Regions from separate parts of the Homo sapiens genome. Here regions 2 and 3 are each linked to region 1. A link is a contact called in ENCODE Hi-C data. All regions are on one chromosome and are shown on one strand. The core of a region is the stretch at or near the end of the contact, and the rest is flanking DNA. Distances in the headings are between cores, read along the strand shown.

Region 1 (4,117 bases), core at 1,140-3,639:
TACTCAACCTTGAGATGGGGAAAATATTCAGGATCATCCAGATGAGCCCAATGTAATCACAAGGGTCCTTGTAAGTGGCAGAAGGCAGAGGGGAGTATTAAGAGTGACGTAATGTGATAAAGACTGAACCAGCCATTGCTGACTTTGAAGCCCATGAGTCAAAGAATCTTAGAAACCTCTAGAATCTGGAAAACTTAAGGGAATGGGGTCTCGAGCCTCCAGAAAAGAATGCAGCTCCTACCAATAGCTTGATTTTAGCCTAGTTAGATCCATTTTGGACTTCGGACCTCTAGAACTATGAGATGTGAATTTGTGTTGTTTTAAGCCACTAATTTCTGGTAATTTGTTGCAGCAGCACTAGAAAACTAATTTGGCTTTCCTTGAGATGCCATGCCTTCTTCCTGACAGATGGTATTCAAACTGGGGTAGACAAGTTGTTCATGGTATATGTCTAGGGGATAGGGAATAGGTAAAAAAGCATCATGAGGATGCAGATAAGGATTGCTTGCCTAACTGAGTTTCTAAAGGCATTAAACTGGGCCTATGTATACTTTTTTTTTTTTTTCTCCTGAGACAGGGTCTCACTCTGTCACCCAGGCTAAAGTGCAGCGGCAGGATCATAGCTCAATGAAACGTCTAACTCCTGGGTTCAACGGATCCTCCTGCCTCAGCCCCTGGAGTAGCTGGGATGCCAGCACGCCTGGCTTTTTTTCTTTCTTTTTTTTTTTTTAAGTAGAGACGGGGGTCTCACTTTGTTGCCCGGGCTGGTCTCCAACTCCTGGGCTCTAGCAATCTTCCAGCTTCGCCTCCCAAAGTGCTGGGATTACAGGCGTGAGCCACTACGTGCACATTTTTGTGTGTGACCATTTATGGTACTTCCTCTGTACAGAGAGTCTGTAACATTTTCAAAGATTCTCAAAAGGATCTGCTTGATAAACAAGATTAAGAGCACTCTTCCTAGATTATATCCAATACTAAACTTTTAATATTCCATGATTTTCTAAGGCAGTGAGTCTCAAAGCTCATTCCATTAAATGTCAAAATAAAACATCAAAACTCATCCAACATTTGTAAAATGCAGATTCCTGAGCCCCACACCAGACCAGACCGAATCTCTAGGAGCTGGAAAAAAGTTTAATTTCAACAAACTTGGAGGAGGGAAGAGAAGGAATTCTGCACACACTGTTAAAGCACCTCTGCTCCAAGGAATATGTTATGAAACATTACACCAAAAATGAAATAAATTGTTCCCATTAAGGAACCTTTAGGAACCCCAATACACTCATCTTACCATATGACTTTGTGTGATTTTTTTTTTCTGAGCCTAAGGTAGCTCAGAATATGAAGGCAACGTCTACTAGACCTATTTAAATTAAAATTCATTCTGTAGAGTGCCAGGAACGATGATTGGCAGGTAATACGTCACACTAAAAAACGTCAGTCCTATTCTCCATCCCCGCCTCCCTCCAACCTTCTCCCAAAATAAGGAAAAATAATACCCGGCCTGCCATTTTGCATACTGTTAAATACTGCAAGAATTGTGTTAACTGCATCAATATCATTACTAAACAACAATTTTCTATAATAAATTTTTGGTATGATTTATCTCCTAAATGTTTGCTCTTTCAAGCGAATATTTGCTTGAAACATTCTCCTGGACCTTTGTCTATCGTGATGCCGTAGGAATTTACAAATTTAAGTCTTCCACGAGTCATGGCGTGGGGTAAAACTCGACTGGCCTCAATGAAAACACCTCCTAACAGAGAGAGGCCTAGAGAATAAGTAAGAACTCCCAACAGTGGCTTTTCAATCTCGGCAACCTTGGGCAGCTTTTTCTCGTCCGAGACGTTTGACAACCCTAAAGAAACCTGAGCCTTGATTGGAAAGGGGGCTGAGGGAGGAGAGTTTGGGAACCCTCTCTGCGCCTCACAAATAACCCAAATTCCAAGGCAAGGTCACAAAGCCATACAAACCAGGGGGCCTAGGGCAGAGTCGAGTTCTCTCAGCTGCCAAGAAAGCCCTTCACAGCATGCATTAGGCCAAGTCGGCGGACCCCAACCGGAGAAAGAGGAAAGGGAATAAGGAGCCCGCGCACCTTCACACCCAAAAGCAGGCCCTCAATCATAACTGCCCCTGTCCCAGGCCCATCACTCAGCTACACAGAGAAGCTGAGCGAGCCCCGGCCACTCACCCCGAAGCCACTGCGTGCTGTGAAACCATCTCCAATTAGCTCCGCGGCTTACAGACCACCCAAGAGCCCCCTTCACCAGCCCTACGCTTCGGCGGCCGGGGAAGCCCACAAGATAACGCAGCAGCCGCGGATCACAGCCCAGCCTCCAGGAGGCCGCCATCTTGACGGCCTTCTCACTGGCTGCCCGCAGCACAGCCTGATGTCCAGCATCAAGGCCCCGCCTCCCGCATGGTTGGCCACGCCCCCAGACGCTAGCGGTGCCTTTAGGTCTCTCAGACTTGAACCCCCGCCCCCCAACCCAGCCCCGCCTCCAACCACGTTGGCCTTGCCTCCCGGGAAGTCAGGTGCGCCGCTGGATATCTCAGCCGGCGGGGCCTTACCAGACCCCGGCCCCCGCCCCGTTCGCCCCGCCCCCGGGCTGCCCTCAGCGCCGCCTGATTGCATTTGCGGCCTCGCTGCCGTATCCCAGGCTAAGCGCCGCGCGCAAAGCCGTGCGGAGATTGGAGGCCGCGCGGGTCCCTGGTCTGGGCCATGTCTGGCTGTGATGCTCGGGAGGGAGACTGTTGTTCCCGGAGATGCGGCGCGCAGGTAGGGGCGGGGCCACCGGTGCCCGGTATTCCCAGGAGGAGAGGCCCAGGCGGGACCCGGCGGCTGGAGCTGGGCGCAGGGTAGCGGGCCGGGCGTTTAGCTGCGGGGCGGGGTTTCGGGCCTGGCCGTTCGCTACCCCGGCGCACCGCGACCTTGGCGTTCGGAAGCAAGGCTGCGAGGCCCCAGGAGATCAGTGGTCTCGGGCGGGGCGCTCCGATGGCGGGAGCTGGGCGCCAAACGTTGGAAAGAAGCAAATAACTGAGAGAGGAGAGCGTTTAGGTGACCTCACCGGGTATTTATCAGGAAGGCAGGCCAGAGAAGGAATCGTGAAGCACCGAAGTGGAGCTGGGGCGAAGACCGCGCCCCCCAAGCTTCTTTTCTGCGCCCTGACGACCAGTTAGGCGTTTGGGGGGACGTTTGGCACTCGGGAGACGTTTGCCGAACCGGAGCTGTGCCTCAGCTGCCAGCGCTTTGCCTTTGAGCAGTTGCTCCTTGCCTATCTCCGTTTAGATGAATTGTGGGATGATCATGGGAACGATTCTTCCTTAAGCCGAAGTCAAAGGGAAATCCACCCTCACGCTGCATGTAGTTTTCGGTCATTTACACAAACCAACAGTTTTATGGAGCGCCTTCTACACGCTCAGAGATAGGGATACGTAAGATAAATGGCCCAGGGTCTGGAGAACTAGACGAATAAGCAGTTTCAGCACAATATGATAAACCCCACCTAAGAGGCAGGGAAACCCCTCAAAATTAGTTTCCTTATTCCCCCTATCTTATTCCTCCTATCTATATCTTTCTTAGGGTTGAAAATCCTAATTAAAAAGTAGTAACTCGCGGGAGATTTCATTGCTAAACATTTGTCAACCACTTTCTTGTTTGAATAAGTGACTTCCCCAAATTAGCAAAGACGACTCTGAAAATAGAATGCTGCATAGGCAAGATTGGATGAGAGAGAGAAGATCTTGGAGACAGGACAGGTAACTGGAGATCGTTCCTGGGCAAGTGTGTATGGAGAAGTGTCCGTACCCTCAATCAGTAAATCTTAGTGTAATGTCATCAGAATGAGCATCAAAGAGAGCCTTAAGGGACCCGAGAATAAACTAGGATTCTCAAACCAAACATGGCCCACAGACAGCTTGGTGGACAGGCATGTTTTTTTTTTGCTGCACTCAATGTTCATGAAAAATTTGAGCCAACCTTTTTTTTTTTTTTTTTTTTTTTTTGACACGTTTTGCTCTTGTTGCCCAGGCTGGAGTGCAGTGGCGTGATCTCAGCTCACTGCAACTTCTGCCTCCTTGGTTCAAGCGATTTTCCTGCCTCAGCCTCCCAAGTAGC
Region 2 (4,117 bases), core at 1,046-3,545, 2.3 Mb after region 1:
TCCCAAGTAGCAGGGATTACAGGCATGCGCCACCATGCCCAGCTAATTTTGTATTTTTAGTAGAGGCAGGGTTTCATCATGTTCGTCAGGCTGGTCTCAAACACCTGACCTCCGGTGATCCACGGGCCTCGGCCTCCCAAAGTGCTAAGATTATAGGCGTGAGCCACCGTGCTCAGCCTGGTTTTAAAGATAATAAAATGAGGATGTGCAACAGGAATATGAAAGGATACCATTAGTAAATGCACAGGCATTACATTTTCTAGACCAAGCCAAAAAAAAAAAATTCAAAGCCATCAAGATTTTTAAACCCCCAAGTATATTTAGTTGCCTCAGGAAAGTATTAAACCTGCAGATCTGACGGTACTATCCTTTCAGGTAACAAGAACACAGTAACTTCATAGAAGAGTTGGTATTATAAGCAAAATTAAAAAAAGAAAACAAACTGTCACCATGTCAGAGAAAACAAAAATACCTCCAGAAATCATGCTTCATGCTTCTCTATGGAGGAAACAGATACACAGCAAACTTTTTCTAAGAACTATTGAACCACGTTTGCTGTTTTTCTGTCATCCTCACTGCCACAAGTGGTTGTGGAAGCAGCATAAGCAAAGGAAAACAAAAAAAGATAAAGAATTCCATTTAACTCTAATCAAGCTGAGAATTTCACCAAAGTTAAACTAATCCTGAGCAATTTCATATTTCCCTGAAAGGACTGTCTACAGCGATACTGATGTTACAAGAACAGAAGCAGAGCCTGAGAAAAGACACTTTAAGATACGATCAATGACAAGAACTTCCTCCATTCACTTTGTATGTTAAAAAAAAAAAAATTCCAAACACTTTCTCAGTTAACCTAACAGCCAACTGTTGGTAACATGCTTCCATTTCTAATCAGGTATCTTTTTGTCTTTCATATCTTCCTATCTGTGCTTAACCTCCCCATCCTTGACCTTTTCTCCGCCTTTTGCATTTTCCCTTCTTACTTTGCTCTTCAGAGCATCGGAACTGCATTCCTACCATGGGGCGGGGGGAGGAGAGAGGGGGAACTCACTCCCGCAATTCTGTAAGTTGTCTTAGACAAGTAAACTTCCATGCGAAGTTTATGATATCCAATCATTTGGAAGTTACTTCCGTGTTAGTGGAGTAACAGAAATAAAACGACAAAGTTAGGACTTCACAGAAGAATTTTCAGCAATACAAAATTAACTTAAAGAATACGATGTCGTGTTCAACTCCTACCAAATAAGGTTAAACTTTTGTTATGGGGAAAATGAGAACCATCAGCCCTGTATACCAAAGAGCAAACGCCAAACGGGAAATTTAAAAATATCAGGATGGTCCATCAGGTGTATGCCTCACAGAATTTAAGAGCTGAACTGATACCATACTTCCGGGGTACAGAACAACTCTCACCCTCATACAAGTAGGAATAGAAAGCAAGTGTAAAATACGGGTCGTCTTCGCCTGTGATCGCACAGTAATACGGGCGTTTTGATCTTTTTTTTTTTTTTTTTTTTTGAGAGGGACTCTCGCTCTGTCGCCCAGGCTGGAGTGCAGTGGCGCGATCTTGGCTCACTGCAAACTCCGCCTCGCGGGTTCAAGCGATTCTCTTGCCTCAGCCTCGGCAGTAGCTGGGACTACAGGCGCGTGCCACCGCGCCCGGGTAATTTTTTTGTATTTTTAATAGAGACAGGGTTTCACCGTGTTAGCCAGGATGGTCTCGATCTCCTGACCTCGTGATCTGCCCGCCTCGGCGTCCCAAAGTGCTGGGATTAAAGGCGTGAGCCACCGCGCCCGGCCCGGCATTTTGATCTTTAGCACAAAATTACTTTTCCCTACCCTGCTTATGCTAACTACAGATTCACCACCTCCCACTCCGAATGTGGCTGCATTTGACGGACGGAAGCAGACATCATTCCTCATCAGTCTAAAAGTACTATGTCGTCAGAAATGAGTCCCGACGCCGACCAGGGAGCTGGCGGTGAAGCGTCGGGCCCCGCGCTGGGACCGCCGGCCGGCGAGCTGGTGCGAATCGAGGCCAGGAACGCGCGCCCCAGCCACCGGCCTCCCCATTCTCGCGTGTAGAACAGCTGCGGGTGTCAGCCCCGGCCGCCCGGCCCAGGCTCGGCAGCGGTCCCTTGCGCTACTAGGACATCCCCCACCCCACCGTGGCGGCACCCGTAGACCGAAGCACACCTGATCTTCTTCACTGATGTCGATGAAGGCCGGGACGCTCATGGTGCAGGCCCGGGCACAGCGGACACTCCACTCGCAAGACCACGCCGACCGGAAAAGGGAACTGGGCCGCGCGACGCTGCTGGCGCAACTGCTTCCGGGTCACCCTGAGCGGCGACCTGTTGGGGCGGGGCCTTGAGAGCCAATCCTATCGCGCGCTCTCGCCGCGGAATGCAGCAGGGCGTGGCAGACGCGCTCGGGCTGGCCTAGTGGGTGGGACTTACTGGGCCTCCACTCAGCGACGCTTGTCGCGGCCTCCAGTTTTCAGGCCCGTGTAGCTAACTGCATTGATGTTGCCTCCCGCTGGCGCCTCCCTAAGTCCACCTTCCCTTGAAATGTTAAGCTTGTTGGGTCTTACCAAGTATGGATGGGTTTGTGTAGACCTGAAACTCTCCTGTACTGCTGTTGGGAACATAAAATGGTGCAGTCACTTTGCAGAGGAGCGGCAGTTTCTGAAAAAGTTCAGTATCCACCCAGCATATGACCCAGCTATTCTTCTACCCAAACTGTATGTCCGTACAAAGACTTGTACAAGAATGTTCATTGCCGCTTTTAAAAAATAGCAGCTTTGGCTGGGCGCAGTGGATCTCACGCCTGTAATCCCAGCACTGTGGGAGGCCGAGGTGGGCGGATCACTTGGGGTCAGGAACTGGAGACCAGCCTGGGCAACATGGCAAAACCCCGTCTCTACTAAAAATACAAAAATTACCGGGGCATAGTGGTGCGCGCCTGTAATCCCAGCTACTCGGGAGGCTGAGGCAGGAGAATCACTTCAACCTGGGAGAAGGAGGTTGCAGTAAGCCCAGATCATGCCACTGCATTCCAGCCTGGGCGACAGAGCGAGACTCCGTCTCATAAAATAAATACACAATTCAGTAGTTTTTAGTATTTTCAGAGTTGCACAACCATCACTACTATTTAATTTTAGAACATTTTCATCACCTACAAAAGAAACTACCCATCAGCAATCACTCCCCAGACCCCCGGCCCCACCTCTCTCCAGCCCCTGGCAAACACTACATTTTGTCTCTATGAATTTGCCTTTTCTGGACATTTCATGTAAGTGGAATCACAAAATACACGGTGGCCTAAGTCAGACTTACTTCATTTAGCATAATGTTTTCAAGGTTCGTCCATGTATCCCTCCTATATTCCTATTTATTGCTTATAATATTGCATTGTTATGGATATACCACATTGTGTTGATTTGTTCATCAGTTGGTGGACACTTGGGTTGTCTCCATTTTTTGGCTATTATGAATAATGTTTCCATGAACGTTAGTGCACAAGATTTTGTGTGTACGTATATTTCTCTTAGGTATGTACCTATGAGAGGAATCAGTGGCTTATTTAGTAAATTTATGTTTAGCTTTTTCAGGAGACAGTTTCCAAAAAGTTAACACTTTATTTTCAATAGCCAAAAAAAAGGAAACAACCCAAATGTTCATCAATAGATGAATGAAGTGGATCAAAAAATTGTTATACATCTGCTTAATGGAATACTGCTGTGCAACAAAAAAGGATGAATTATTGATACATGCAAAAACACAGATGAATCTTTTTTTTTTTTCAGTCTCTTCAGCCTGGGTGACAAAGTGAGTGAGACTCCATCTCTTAAAATAAAAGCTTGATTTTTTTTCTTTAGTTGACAATCCCAAAATAATTCAAAATAATTTTGTTCAGTTAATCATCATACTGTATGATTCCATTTATATAAAACTCTAGAAAGTAGAAACTATAATGACAGCATTATAGATTGCTGTTGCCTGGGGGCAGGGATTGGGTAAGGCGGGGGGAAAGATGGATACAGAGGGGCTTGAGGAAGTTTTTGGGGGTTATGGATGTGTTCATTATTTTGACTGTGATTGTGTCATGATTGTAT
Region 3 (4,117 bases), core at 626-3,125, 2.0 Mb after region 1:
CTTATATTCCTATTCTTGAAGCAAATTTTTCTCATTCTTTCACAATCGTCCCAATGGACAATCTAAGACAAAGACCAGCTACCCTTCACACTTATTTGCTCAATCATGAACGTAGAACTTTCGTAAAAACAAAGAAGATAACCTGGAACACGGTAATGTATAAACTTAAAACAAAAGTTCACTTCTGTCGTGAAAAATAATGAAGAAATCTGATGAGATCATAAAGCCACGAAGCTTCCTGTTGGTAGCTGAGGATGAAGTCATTAGCAACCCAGGATTCCCTGGTCCATGTAATCAGAAGCTGCACCTACCAGATTCTGTATTGTTCGGGAGAGGTGGCTTTAAAACACCCCGCTCACCAATTCTCCAAACCAGACCACGCCTTCCAGTTATCATTCAAATGGGACCGTTTCACAGTGTGGCACTACTACACATTTCCCGCGAGCTTAAATATCAAGTAGGAGTCAAAATTTTAGATTCCCTTGGTCATGCAAGATGAACTCTTGAACCCCACGCTACATAATGCACCCGGACCTTAAAGGCCGAGATGGAGAAGCATGCTTTGGTTCTTCAACCTTTACGGCCTTCACTACCCCCACCCCAACCCCCGCCCCATTTCTTCCCAACTCTCAGTCACCCCGAGGCATAGAAGGCAAAGAAAGATTCCTTACTTCCTGCTGTTGTTAAAAGGGGAGGAAACCTAAGAGCAACTTTGAACGCGTGGAAGAAAAATCGCCTAAATCTTGGCCACCAGCGCAAACATATGTCACCCGGCCCTGGAGCCGCGTTCGCGCCCTGCCGGGCCCCCTCTTCTGCCCTGCGCCCCGGGGATTCTCCCGTAGCCCAGCCCTCCCGGGCCCCCCAGTGTCTCCGGGACGCGGTTCCGCGACTCTTCCTCTCCCGCCTCCGCAACCCTCACACGCCGGAGTCCCCAAGACCGCATTGTCGGCCACCCAGGTTCCAATACAATGGATCGCCACTGCCCCAAACTCTCCGGCGCCCCCTTCGGACCCCCGGCGCCAATCCTGGGTCTCACAGATCCCGAGTTCAGCCACGAGCCCAAACTTCACCATGTGAGAGCCCAGGACCCAAGAGGTGACGGAGCCCCACGACTCCCGCCCAGCTATTCCTTCACCCGCCGTCCCCAGGCGCGAATCCTGCACCGGGCGCCCCCACCTACCCGCGACCACCCCGTAGGAGTCATCAGCCGCCTCCCCCGAGCTGGCCGAGGGCGAGCGGAGGGCTCCCCGCCCGGCCCAGACCTCTGGGCGGCGCTGCAACCGAGCGAAGGCCCCAAACGCATCCCCGGCCTTTCCTGGTCCACCGCGACCCCGCCGCCCACCCTCCCTACCTGGCCTTGAGGCTGGGGCTGCTGCCGCTACTGCAGCTGCCACTGCTGCAGCTGCTGCTGGCGGCGGCGGCGGCGGCTCGGGGTTCGTACGCCCAGGCTGGGGCGGGGGGCTGCGCAGCGGCGCTGGCGGGGACGGGGGCGGCGGGGGGCGCGGGCGGCGGCGGCGGCGGCGGCTCGGTGAAGCCCGAGGTCGCGTAGTTCCTGTCCATCGTGGGGGTGGCGTAGGGAGGGCGGGCAGCAGCGGGGGATCCTCCAGGGCTCCGTGTGACGGGGGCGGGCAGGGAGAGGGGGCGGGGGAGGAAGAGGGGGCGGCGGCGGTGGAGGGAGCTGCCCCCTCACATGGCCCCGGCGAGCAGGCGGGAGAAGGGCGCGCTGGCGAGTCTGGGCCGCAAAGACCCGGGCCGCGGCGGGCGGCGAGGCCCCAGCTGGGCGTCAGGGAAGCGGAGGCACCCGCGGCCGGGACTCGCGGCGACGGCGGCGGCGGCGGCGGCCGCTGCGCCCCATGTTGGTGGATTTCCCAGGATGCACCTCCCGCCCCCCTCCGCCCCGCGGCCTTGCCCCGCCTCCCCTCTGAGCCCCGCGCTTGCCGCTCGCGGGGCTGGCGGGCGGCCGCGAGGCCTCCGCCACCGCAGGACGCTTCGCGAGGGACAGTTGGGGCCGAGAAGGCGCGGGTCCTGCGGGGCCCGGCCGACTTCAGGGACTCCGAGGGGCGCCCGCCAGCCGGAGCCCGCGAACCGCAGACTTCCCGCCTTCCGCAGCCCGGAAGGGAGCTGTCCGCACTCGCCGCGGCCCGCGTGGGAAGGGACCGCGCCTGGCTATCGCCCCGCGCGGGGGAGGGGAAGTGGAGTGGAACCCAGCGTAGGGCGCTGCTCAGGGGTAGCCGGGTCAACGCTTTGCTTGGAGCTCACTATTTGACCCTTCGGGTTATTTTGAGGGACTCCAGTACTCAGTTCCCTGATCGCGATTTCTTTCTCTGCGCCCCAATCCAGAAACAGCTGAGCGAGCTCTTTTGCAGTTCCGCTTACTCCCTCCCCAAAGCTTGCTGGGCTAGAGGACCCTTTTCCTGCTGTTAGGGGAGATTTATATTCAAAGAGATTCAAATTCAAACGTATTATTTTCCAATCCTCGCTGAAAGGGCCTTTCCCAAGGGCTCTTATTAACTGTCCCCACCCCCACCTTGGGGATTTTTCTCGCTCTGGGTTTCAGAATCTTCTATCCCAAGATAGATAACCACCTCTTCATTGATTAATCCAACTACCATCTGGATGACTTTAATTACAATAAATTTAAACTCACCATGCACTCTGATGTTGAGGGGTTTTGTTTGAGACTTGGAACTTCAGCAGGACTCTCTCCCCAAACATTTCCTATCTGATCTCCAAGCTGCTTGGTGTGCGGTAATTTAATGACTATTTGCGGTTCTTCTGTTGCATAGCAGAGTTGTATTTCTTGTAATAACTCACAAGTATTGAAACTAGGGAATCGTACAAATCATCGTTTGGCCCTTGGGCCATAAATTTAAAGGTTAAAATAACAGTAAAATTTCTATTTAATGACCACCTCCTTTTAAAAATCAATATTGGTTTAACACCTATTATGTGCTTAGCACAGAAATCTATCCCTCAAGATAAGCATAACATAAAGGTTTAAGCAAATCAGCCGTAGTGAAAGACCTAATAAACTTGATACGCTATCTCTGATGACCATTGAAAAAGTTTAAACTTTGGTAATAATCTGGTGTTGGATCTGCTATGCCTTGCGAGATTAATTTTGTTCTGGAAGATCCTGTTTTCCTCCTGGCGCCTACATCCTTTTGTTCCTATTCATTCCTTTTTGCAAGTCTTTCTGCACCTGTGATGCTTGGAGCCTGGTCCCCGGGTGGGGAAGCAAGGAAGTGAGTAGTCGTTATTTACACATGAATTCAAACGTGTAGGCACAGCGACTTTGCCAATTTTATGTTAATTACAAAATGCATTTACTGAGGATATCTTTGAAAAGTGGTTTTTCTTTGAAAAGGAATTTGCGAACTAATCTGAGTTCATGCAGAGAAGTAACGTAAATCTTCATTACATTTATTTTTCTTCCTGCAAACTGGAAATGTGGGATCTAAATTAAAAAGTTTTCACAACTAGCTATTATATTTATAAGTACTTTTGTGAGCGCTAAAGTTTTGTCTCTATGAAAAGTATAGGAAATGGAGTGGCATGCTATAAATGTTTTATGACACTTAGTTTGAGATACCCACAACTGGCACTCAGAGTGAGTTACGCAGGCAATACCAAACAAGTGGCAATAAAACCTTTATAGTCCCTCACACCATTATGTAGTTTGTTTATGTCACATAAATCAGGGAAAGATATTAAGGGAAAATTCTAGTGAGTATTTTTAGTAATATTACTCTGTCACCATATGTTCCTTTGCCATTTAAATGAAATTTCCTTAGTTCACTCTAAATCAGTACAATTATATTTATTTTCAAATGTTACATGTCTACAAATAACATCATTACATTTTTTATCAATACTATTTTTAATTGACAAATCATAATTGCATACATTTATGGGGTACAATGTGATGCTTTGATATATGTAAATAAATCTTTTAAAAATTTTGTACACTTGATGATACTATCTGAAGAATGTCTTCTTCCCTACTGAAAATATACTTCCAGCTCTGTGAACGTTTCGGGATCTCTCAAATGATTCGTAACCAAGCTGCTTCAAGTCTGATCTAGGTAATGTCAAACTCTAGAATGAGCATTGTTGG

What was found. Hi-C counts contacts between places; a loop is a spot of excess contacts on that map. Pooled maps may share reads with other maps.
Region 2: a loop to region 1 is called in a map of CD4-positive, alpha-beta T cell, with 6 times the contacts of the local background. The contact joins the promoter of EIF3M here to the promoter of PDHX in region 1. A Hi-C loop is called at or near these places in 3 of 168 maps with a recorded cell type or tissue (CD4-positive, alpha-beta T cell and naive thymus-derived CD4-positive, alpha-beta T cell) and 10 of 50 pooled maps.
Region 3: a loop to region 1 is called in a map of CD8-positive, alpha-beta T cell, with 5 times the contacts of the local background. The contact joins the promoter of QSER1 here to the promoter of PDHX in region 1. A Hi-C loop is called at or near these places in 1 of 168 maps with a recorded cell type or tissue (CD8-positive, alpha-beta T cell) and 11 of 50 pooled maps.

What each region holds. Positions count from the first base shown.
Region 1 is chr11:34,914,890-34,919,006 of GRCh38, reverse strand. PDHX (pyruvate dehydrogenase complex component X) reads right to left here and starts at 2,389. Exons shown (of 11, transcript NM_003477.3): 1 at 2,192-2,389. The coding sequence starts at 2,351. It overlaps APIP (APAF1 interacting protein), which reads left to right and starts at 2,628. Exons shown (of 7, transcript NM_015957.4): 1 at 2,628-2,779. The coding sequence starts at 2,723. RefSeq lists an enhancer at 2,088-2,387 and silencers at 2,558-2,607, 2,628-2,967.
Region 2 is chr11:32,582,009-32,586,125 of GRCh38, reverse strand. EIF3M (eukaryotic translation initiation factor 3 subunit M) reads right to left here and starts at 2,295. Exons shown (of 11, transcript NM_006360.6): 1 at 2,197-2,295. The coding sequence starts at 2,238. RefSeq lists enhancers at 2,140-2,289, 1,932-2,584 and a silencer at 2,450-2,509.
Region 3 is chr11:32,890,569-32,894,685 of GRCh38, reverse strand. It overlaps QSER1 (glutamine and serine rich 1), which reads right to left and starts at 1,875. Exons shown (of 13, transcript NM_001076786.3): 1 at 1,352-1,875. The coding sequence starts at 1,560. RefSeq lists silencers at 1,103-1,502, 1,583-2,202 and an enhancer at 2,950-3,524.